2 separate regions of the Homo sapiens genome follow, and region 1 is linked to region 2. A link is a contact called in ENCODE Hi-C or POLR2A ChIA-PET data. All regions are on one chromosome and are shown on one strand. The core of a region is the stretch at or near the end of the contact, and the rest is flanking DNA. Distances in the headings are between cores, read along the strand shown.

Region 1 (4,167 bases), core at 369-2,868, 140 kb after region 2:
CGGGAGGCTGAGGCATGAGAATTGCTTGAACCTGGAGGCGGAGGTTGCAGTGAGCTGAGATTGTGCCATATCACTTCAGCCTGGGCAACAAGAATGAAACTCTGTCTCAAAAAAAAAAAAAAAAAAAAAAGGATATGGAGGCCCATGGCCTCTATCTTTCCAATGCAGCCCCTTCCCCAGCAGTACTCCTGAGCCTGTGCTCTCCACTGTGGCCTGACAGTGCTCCTCTGTTTCCTTCAGTTCCTCCTTGGCTGTCTGCTCATTTTGCAGAGTTATCTGGAACCTCATCACTATTCCATCTGTCCATTCCCATCCATTCCTTAAGGTTTAGCTCAAGTACCACCTCTGGGCCAGGCCTGTAGGCCATGTTAAGTGAACCTGGTGGGGGCCACAGGATGTTTTTCCGGGAGGATTTTCACATTACATTGCTACATGTCATATGGTTAGTGCTAATTGATCCAGACTCCCAAACGGCTCCTTCCACCATCAGGATCAAGGCCCCAATCTTGGGGTCTGTCCATCAGCCTAAGCCAAGCTTTTTTGGACTCACATTTGTGACTTTCTTGGACTCATATTTGGCTCTTTCCAATGCACATTTGAGCATTTGCCAGACAGTTCCTTAAAAATGGAATTACCCTATTCTGTCTACCATACTACTGTCTACTATTGCTTAAGATCCTCCTCTTCTAAGATTATGCAAATTATTTCTGCCAACCTTCCAATCTGTTAGCAGAATCCTGTACTTTCCATTTTTGGGTAGATTCTCCCTTCCACTCTGGGAAATAAAGTGTATGCCGTGAGCCTCAAGGGAAGAGGAGCTTCCTTTGTGAATGCTTCATATTTGCTTCAGCAGCTGCAAGGCTGGTGTCCACTACTAATTCTGACATCGACTTATATACTTTCTTTGAGACTAAAGTCCAGTACCCGGTAGTCCACAGGCAGCCAATAAAGGAAGGGAGCCTGGGAGGTCTGGGTCTTTCCTTACTGGCTGTGGGACCTTGGGAAGTTGCTCCAGCTATCTGAGCCAGGGTCTGCAGACTGAGAGAATAGTCCTTGCCTTGCTTGGGTTGTTGTCAGGTCTAGAGATAACCTGTGTAAGGCTCTGAACACAGGAAATGGCACATAGTAAGTGGCTGAAACATGGTGGGCTGCTTCCTGAGGTTCCCAGGGACTTGACTCTATAAGCTGAAGAAGAGGGGAATGTTTATTAACTCATGGGTGGGAACATGTATTTTGTGATTGTATTTACCCTTCACATCTGTTCAATTAGATTGAAAATTACTGCAGAACCAGTACCAGCTGTTTCTTTGGGGTACTCAAGGGATGATGCAGGGTTGAAGCATTAGAATGTTTTAAAATTCTCTGACTGAGATGGGATGATTCTCTGACGTTAGTATATGGACATAATAGAAAGGCACACAGTAAAAATGTGCTGCTGTCTAGGAAAGCAGGGAAGGAGGCTCAGGCTGGCTCCGTTTTCCACCTCCTGGCTCTGTGCCCATTTCCCTGCAGCTCACCGTGGCCACCAGCCGCTCCCGGTCCTCCGCCTTCCCCACATGGCACACGGTGCCCGTCACGCTCAGCCCCTCCCCCTGCAGCGTGGCCACCGCCTGGTCCACATTCTGCTGCTTCCGGCTGCTGACGACCACATGGGCCCCGTCCTGGGCCAAACGCCGGGCGATGGCGAAGCCGATCCTGTGAGCAGAAAGAGACAAAGACTGCTAAGGCCTGTGCAGGGGAAGAGGTCGACAGTATGAGCTCTGAAGTTAAGACTGCCCGGGTTTGAATTCTGGCTCTTTCTCTATATAACCCCTACGTGTGCCTACTATGTGTAAAACAGGCTTAATGGCATGGCCATTTTTGGCATTCCTTTACTTGTTTTTATTATGACCTGGACCACAGCCTCAGTTCCCAAGAACTGACATCACTTTCTACAGTTCCCACCATGGGTGACAGGCTTCATCCCCTCTTGGGACTGAGAGGTGAGAAATGAGCTGGGTTTGCAGCAGCAGCCACTTCCGTGATTTGAGGGTCTCACTCAGAACAGCCCTGCCCCCAGGTTTCTTTCTTACTCGTCTACATCATTCTCAAAATTCTATCCTTAGTTATTTTTTGGGGTGCATGTGAAAAGATGGTCTCCGGTCAAAAATGTAAATATTGCCTTGGGAGGAAGAGTTACACATTTTGCATTTGTCAGCTATTAGCATTTTACCTACATTTGTATTTTAGTTTTGTGAAGAGCTGGCATCTAGCAAAGTCCTGTAGAAATGAGGACCAGGATAGACAAGAATGGTGGGTGAGAAACAGGCTGGGCAAGGTCGGCCCAGATGTACCGACCTAAACAAAAATCTCGACATATGGCTCTGGTGTCCCATCTAGGTAAGGGGGAGGGGTTCCGGGGGACTTTCCGGTGCCCAAATAGAATGTCTGGTACATTTTCAAAGTGCTGGAGGCCGTGGGATAGTATTTTGAAATCCAGATTTCCTTGGATTTCCAGTTTCTGGTCTTCCCAGACGCTAGGTGGCGCTGGTTGACTGGGGCAGCCCAGAACACTGGGGAGACTAGATCGATAGGGCTGCACAGAGGTGGCACAGTTGTGCCAGAGGTAGCAGGGACAGGAGGGCTGGCAAGGGAGGGTCCAGGGCTAGGGGATTCGGAGTGGCTTCAGGCGGACCACGTGGCTACCTTTTTTCCAGGGCCAGACTTTGGCAGCGTGTAAGGTCTGAGGACAGGGGCACCGGAGGCCGAGGATGAGAGGCCAGTGCCTGTTTCCAGGCAGCCAGGGCCTCAGAAACTCCGGCCGGAGCACTCACCCGTCGGTGGAGGCCGTTACCAGGGCCACCTTATTTGCGAGCGGGTCCCGGCGGGTCATCCCGGAGCTGGCCATCCGCACCGAATTCCAAGCCCGGGCACAGAGGCCTAGCAGCCCCGCCTTGTGCATGGATCAGACCAGCAAGTATGGGTTCCACTCTTCCCAGGGGCGGTGACAGAGTAGGGCGAGGGGCAGGACGAAGGGCGGGCCGATTCCCTGCCCGCCCTGCTCCCCGCCCCGGTACCGCTGTGAGCGGTCTGTGGCCCTGGGCACCTCCATCCGCCGCGGCGCCCCTCCACCATCTACCTTCCGCCTGACTGGGGCTTGCCTTTCCGGGCTGGCGGGTGAGCTCTCCGTTCAAGTTGCCTGTAGGGCTCGCCCCTCCCCTGGCCCTTGCAGGAACCCGCAGGCTTTGGCTGCTGCCTTTCTGCATCTGCTTGCCCACCTTTTCTTCTCTGGGAAGTGGGGGTTTTGAGTTGGTTGCTTTTGCTTCTTCAGAATTCCTTCTCCAAGAAAGTCTGGGTCTATGTGTGTGACAGCCCACAGGAGGGCAAATGTTTTGAGACTGCCCATGGAGGTGAGGCCTGTGGTCGCCATGGAGTCCACCAGGTGAGGCTGGAAGAGCCTGGGAGAGAGACGTGATAGGGAGTAGCTGCGCCAGGCCTGGCACTGCCCTTCACTCTGCCCAAGGTCTCTTCCATCTTCACGGGCCCTGGAGGGCAGACTATGGTCATTGGCCAAACAGCATTCTCATGTCCGTTGACAAAGGGACTTCCTCCTTTACAGGGGCTAAGTGGTAGCGAGGAGGCTGGACAGTCCCTCAAGCAGTGGTGGAAATGCAAAGAACTCGGGGCACTCAAGTTCTCCCTAACCACTCTGTCCCCAGGTCTTAGCCGCCATCTTAGTTCAATAAATATTTGTTGAATGCAAAATCTCTTTATGAACTGTAAGCTACTAAGCACATAGTAGTTACTGCCACCATGTAGTGATTATTATTGGTGCCCTGGGCCAGACTCTTCATCTGTAAATTACTGAGGGTATGGATGATGAATAAAGTCCTTGCCAGCTATAAATTCTGTGTCCAAGACTTCAGTCTGCACTTCTGCCAAGTGGGCTGAAATGATCTCCCTCCTGGGTTTCCGGGAGAATGAAGAAATCTGGATGGCTTATGGTACAGTGTAGAAAGGCCCCAACAGACCCAAATGCAAGCATCTGAATTGGTTTAACCCACTGGCCTCCAAAGCCAGACTGAGAAGCAGTGCTGGTTCATGGCAGCGTTTTCACTAGTTCAAGGCAAAATGAGAAAAGGAAACAATTACAGTGAGTTTCATAAAGCTAAGCTTATTTAACAGTCC
Region 2 (4,495 bases), core at 932-3,431:
AGGCTGAGGCAGGTGGATCATGAGGTCAGGAGATCAAGACCATACTGGGCAACATGGTGAAACCCCATCTACTAAAAATATAAAAATTAGCCGGATGTGGTGGCGTGTGCCTCTAGTCCCAGCTACTCAGGAGGCTGAGGCAGGAGAATCGCTTGAACCCGGGAGGTGGAGGTTGCAGTGAGCCGAGATCGGGACACTGCACTCCAACCTGGGCGACAGAGCAAGACTCTGTCTCAAAAAAAAAAAAAAAAAAAAAAAAAAAAGAAATGAGTAGGGGCCTTTGGCCCAAGTGTCAAGACAAGAAGTTGGGCCCAGGTGACAATTTCATATGTCTGGTATTTGAAGCCTCATCCATTTTATTTCCATTTTCAAGTATAGTTTTTTATAAATTAAAATGGCAGCTGTGTTTATTCTTTCCTTCTGGTGTGTATGCTGTAAGACTATGAAAGCCCCAAGCAAAGGTCACAGTCTTTCCAGTGCCAGGTTTCTAGATGAGGGCTCTTGCACAGAGAATAGGTGACTGGATGCTGGGCTTCCAGGCCCTGATCTGCTGCTGCCCACTTGGACCAACAATGGTTGCATAAAATGTTGCCCTCGGGTAAGTATTTCTGAACTCTGCGGAAGGTTGACCACTGGGGAATGAGTGTCACTGGCTGGGGTTCATGGGCTTAATTCTCAGGAGGTCAGCGTCCTGTTGTCTGTCCTCTCATGGCCCTGGGAGACAGAGAAGCAACGTCTGCTCTGATTGGCCTGGACTCAAGGTGGAGTAAACCCGAGAGAGCAAAGACCATGAAGGGGATGTTACTCTCCTCCTCTATCAAGGCCTCGCCCATCAGAAACTGCCCCCACACCCAGGACCACGTGACCCCGTGCTTCCCCTGGCTCTTCTTCCTAGAGGCCACATGCCTAGAGAGCTTTGGTGTTGGTGGGAGGGTGGAACAGCAGCTTGCTGGCAGCTCAGACTCAGAGGGTGTTAGCCTGGGGAAGGAAGAAAGCTCAGAGCATGGATACGGGAGCTTGAGTCTGTCTGGGGTAGAAGCTGGGGTGGTTTCCGCTAAAGCAGGATAGATGATCAGTGTGGCCCCAGGGGCAGGGGAGGAGGGCTACTGGGACCTGGGTCTGTTCCTGCCTCAGAGGGAAGTTCTCCGTGAGCATCAGTTTTCAAGCACACAGTCTTGAGGACAGCCTCTCTCTCCCTGGAGCCTGGCTCACGTTATCTCTTGTGAAGCCCCCACACCCTCTTGCAGCCCTCTAAGTGGGACGTTTCCTTCAGAGACCACCCACAAGGGCTGCCCAAGTGGAACGGGCTGTGCGACAGATGTGGGTCACTTCCGACTCTGGGACAAAAGCTGAGAAGAGAGGCCTCAGAGAATAAATAGGAGACTAAGAGGACAGGCAGACAAACAGGACGAGCCTGGGGGCTCCAGGCCTGGACGGAGGAAGAAGCCAGCTATGTAAGAAACGAAGGCAACTTGGCGCCCTCCTCCCACCTTGCTTGCCTCCCTCCCCTGGGCCCAGGTCCCTCGGGCTGCTCTGGACTTCCCGCCAGGTTCCAGTCCTTCCAGTCCGGGAGAGGCCGGGAATGGATATTTAACCTTCCACCTTCTTTAGGGGGCTCTGAGCTTAGTCTCCCGGGGCTCACGTACCCTTGTCCCCAGGGCCCTGCTGCCTCTCGAAGTACCCTGGGGCGCTGGCTGAGAGCCCGTTAGAGGTCCGAGGGAGGTATCTGGGAAGGAAAGGAGGATATGCGGAGACCTGGCTCAGCAGAGAGGAGCGAGGAGAGAGAGGAAGTTCTGAGAGTGGCAGATAGAGATCGCGCGGTCAGAGGCGAGCGAGGCAGAGAAGGGGAGGTGCAGGCGGAAACGAGGAGCACCGGCCGGCTGCCCTCCCAAGAGACGCGCGGCGCGGGAGGCTGGACCCACAGCAGTCGCCCCTGCCCGCCTCCGCCTAGGATGGGAAACCTGGCGGAGGCTGAGAGCAGGAGAGCGCCACTGGCAGCCCCGAGGGGGCGAGCGCAGCGGAAGGTGCGGGTGGGCCCCGGGCCGGGGGTCACTCACCGCAGGCCAGGGCGGTACAATGCGGCCATGGCACCTGGGCAGGGGCTGCGGGGTGGCCAGGAACCGAGCGGAGCCGGGGAGGTATGGAAGGCGGGGAAGGAGGGAGCGCGGCGAAGCGAGCCACAGCAGAGGCTGGCGGGAGGCGCTTAAAAAGGAGGGGGGCAGGCGCGGGGGCGGAACCTGGTAGGGCTGGCACTAGCTTTCCTCCGCCCCGCTGGCAGGCCAGCTCCCTCGGCCCCGGGGCTCCAGGCTCCAGGTCAGCCCAGCCGCCGCCCCAACCCCTGCCTCCAAACCGCCAAACCCATCTCTCCCATTGGAGGACTGGGTCCACTCTTCGGCCCCCGACTTCGAGGCCCCGCCCCCCATCCGCCACCGCCCTCCCAGCCGCACATGATGTAACTTTGAGGACTCTTGCTCCCGGGAGAGACACTAGGTGGCAAACAAGCTAGGAACGAGGGGCGAGGCCAGGGGCGGGAGACTACAGGGGCCAGACGTCTAGAAGTTAGGGGGTTGGGCATTGCCTTTCCAGTTCCTCCTCCTGGGGACGCGACACCCTGAGTCCTGGGCCTTTCTGTAGTCCAAGTGCCCAATGCTAAGGTCCACTTAGTCCCCAACTCCTAAATCCCCGTTTCTCCTCCTGATCAAGGCTCCTTTCTGCCTTGCCATGAAATGGTGGAGTCTCTCTACCCCTGGGTCTCTTCCTTGGTCCTCTGATCTGGTCATTCTCCTCCCCCGGCACATCCCCTCTTCCCCTGACGGAGTCTTACTCTGTCACCCAGGCTGGAGTGCGTGCAGTGGCGCGATCTCGGCTCACTGCACACTCCGCCTCCCGGGTTCAAGCAATTCTCCTGTCTCAACCTGCAGAGTAGCTGGAATTACAGGCGCCTGCCACCACACTCGGCTGATTTTTTGTATTTTTTGTAAAGACGGGGTTTCTCCATGCTGGCCAAGCTGGTCTCCAACTCCTGACCTCGTGATCCGCCTGCCTTGGCCTCCCAAAGTGCTGGAATTTACAGGCGTGAGCCACCACGCCCGGCCTGGTCATTCTTTCTCTCCACAATCCAATGAGGAAACTCATCTGCCCACCCAACTACCATCATAAAGTCCTCAGGTGATTTCTCAAGCTATACCTCCATTGGGACATCTCTCTCCAACCTGAGACCACTGGATATCACCCACAATGCTATATAGCACCTCAAACTCAGCATATCTATGATGGGTGTCTGCTCAGCATCCACTCGCCTTTTCTGGTAATAGCACCCTGATTTTCTTTTGGGGAACCATCTCCTCAGTCTGTATTGTCATGTGGGTCTGATGTCACCCCTCTTGGGGGTAGGCTTGCAGCTTAGCCAACTTTTGTGTTCCTCACTCTGGCCACAGCAATCAAGGATGTTCAAGGATGGGCATGAGATCCCTCTCTGGGACTTTTTCTAAAACTTTGGAAGTTAGCTCTCTTTCTGCTGAGTTGCTGAGCTGGTAGAATATAAGCCTGGAGCTGCTGAGTGTTAGCTTGGCACTGCAAAGCAGGAACCTGGCTGAGACAGAAGCCAGCCTAGAGGAAGCAGAGCAGGGAGATGGCGAGCAATGGATTCCTGATTTCAGTTACAGGAATTGATGCATTTCTTCTCTTGCTCAAGCTAATTTTAATTGGAGTTCTGCCACTTGCAACAGAAACAGTCTTGATTCTCAGATTTCTTGGAGTTCTATGCTGGAACATAGTGGGATAAGGAGAGCTGGTCTCCAGCCACGGGCTTGCTACTGGTCCCCGTCTCTTCCCCCTCAGGCTCTAGCCTACACTCAACCTCAGGTATATGTATTTGGATCTCTTTCCCCCCAGTTCATAGATCCAAACTCTGTCCACACTTACCCAGCTGCAAACACATACCTCTTGGCCAACCTTTGGGCCTAAAGGTGTGCACACTGGTGGCAGCATGGTTGACCTGAAGGTCATCATCTTCTCCATAATCCTGCACCTGCTCTCATGGTTTCCTACCTCAGCAAATGGCACCATCATCTGGCCAGTTGCCCCAAAGGGAATCAGTCTAGACTATTCTTATCCTGCATAGCTAATCAGATGCCAGGACCTTTGGAATTGTACTTCTCAATTAGCCCTCAAGTCTGCAACTATCCCCATGGCCAGGGCCTTAGTTCAGGGCTTATCTCTCACCTGGCTTCAGGTGATAGCTTCTAAGGCACTTCTTGGACTCCTGCCTCTCCAAACACCAACCCCTCTCCCTACCAAGCCACTCCCCACACTGTGCATGCAAATCCACTTGGAAAGTTAAGAGAGAAGAATAATGTTTATGCTATGGACAGTAGGTGCCAGGCTCTGTGTCAGCAACTCTGCATGCATAATCTCATTCTGTTTCACAACTATATTTTACATATGTGGACACGGGCTTAAAGAGTCATTTGCTCGGTCACCCTAAGGGAAGAAT

What was found. Hi-C counts contacts between places; a loop is a spot of excess contacts on that map. ChIA-PET counts read pairs that join two places held with the same protein, here RNA polymerase II (POLR2A). Pooled maps may share reads with other maps.
Region 1: a map with no recorded cell type shows a loop between it and region 2 (10-fold over the local background). The contact joins the promoter of DHRS4-AS1 here to the promoter of PCK2 in region 2. A Hi-C loop is called at or near these places in 1 of 37 single-sample maps with no recorded cell type and 10 of 50 pooled maps. POLR2A ChIA-PET finds 5 or more read pairs at or near these places in 4 of 52 experiments (BJ, HepG2, WTC11 and 1 more).

What each region holds. Positions count from the first base shown.
Region 1 is chr14:23,952,563-23,956,729 of GRCh38, reverse strand. DHRS4-AS1 (DHRS4 antisense RNA 1) reads left to right here and starts at 1,618. Exons shown (of 2, transcript NR_023922.2): 1 at 1,618-1,982. DHRS4 (dehydrogenase/reductase 4) reads right to left here and starts at 2,960. Exons shown (of 8, transcript NM_021004.4): 1 at 2,814-2,960; 2 at 1,518-1,695. The coding sequence starts at 2,941. RefSeq lists enhancers at 2,319-2,448, 2,499-2,628, 3,239-3,438.
Region 2 is chr14:24,091,997-24,096,491 of GRCh38, reverse strand. It overlaps PCK2 (phosphoenolpyruvate carboxykinase 2, mitochondrial), which reads right to left and starts at 2,181. Exons shown (of 10, transcript NM_004563.4): 1 at 2,058-2,181. The coding sequence starts at 2,086. The region is part of intron 1 of NRL (neural retina leucine zipper); the gene reads left to right. RefSeq lists enhancers at 1,786-1,855, 1,509-2,158 and a silencer at 2,166-2,415.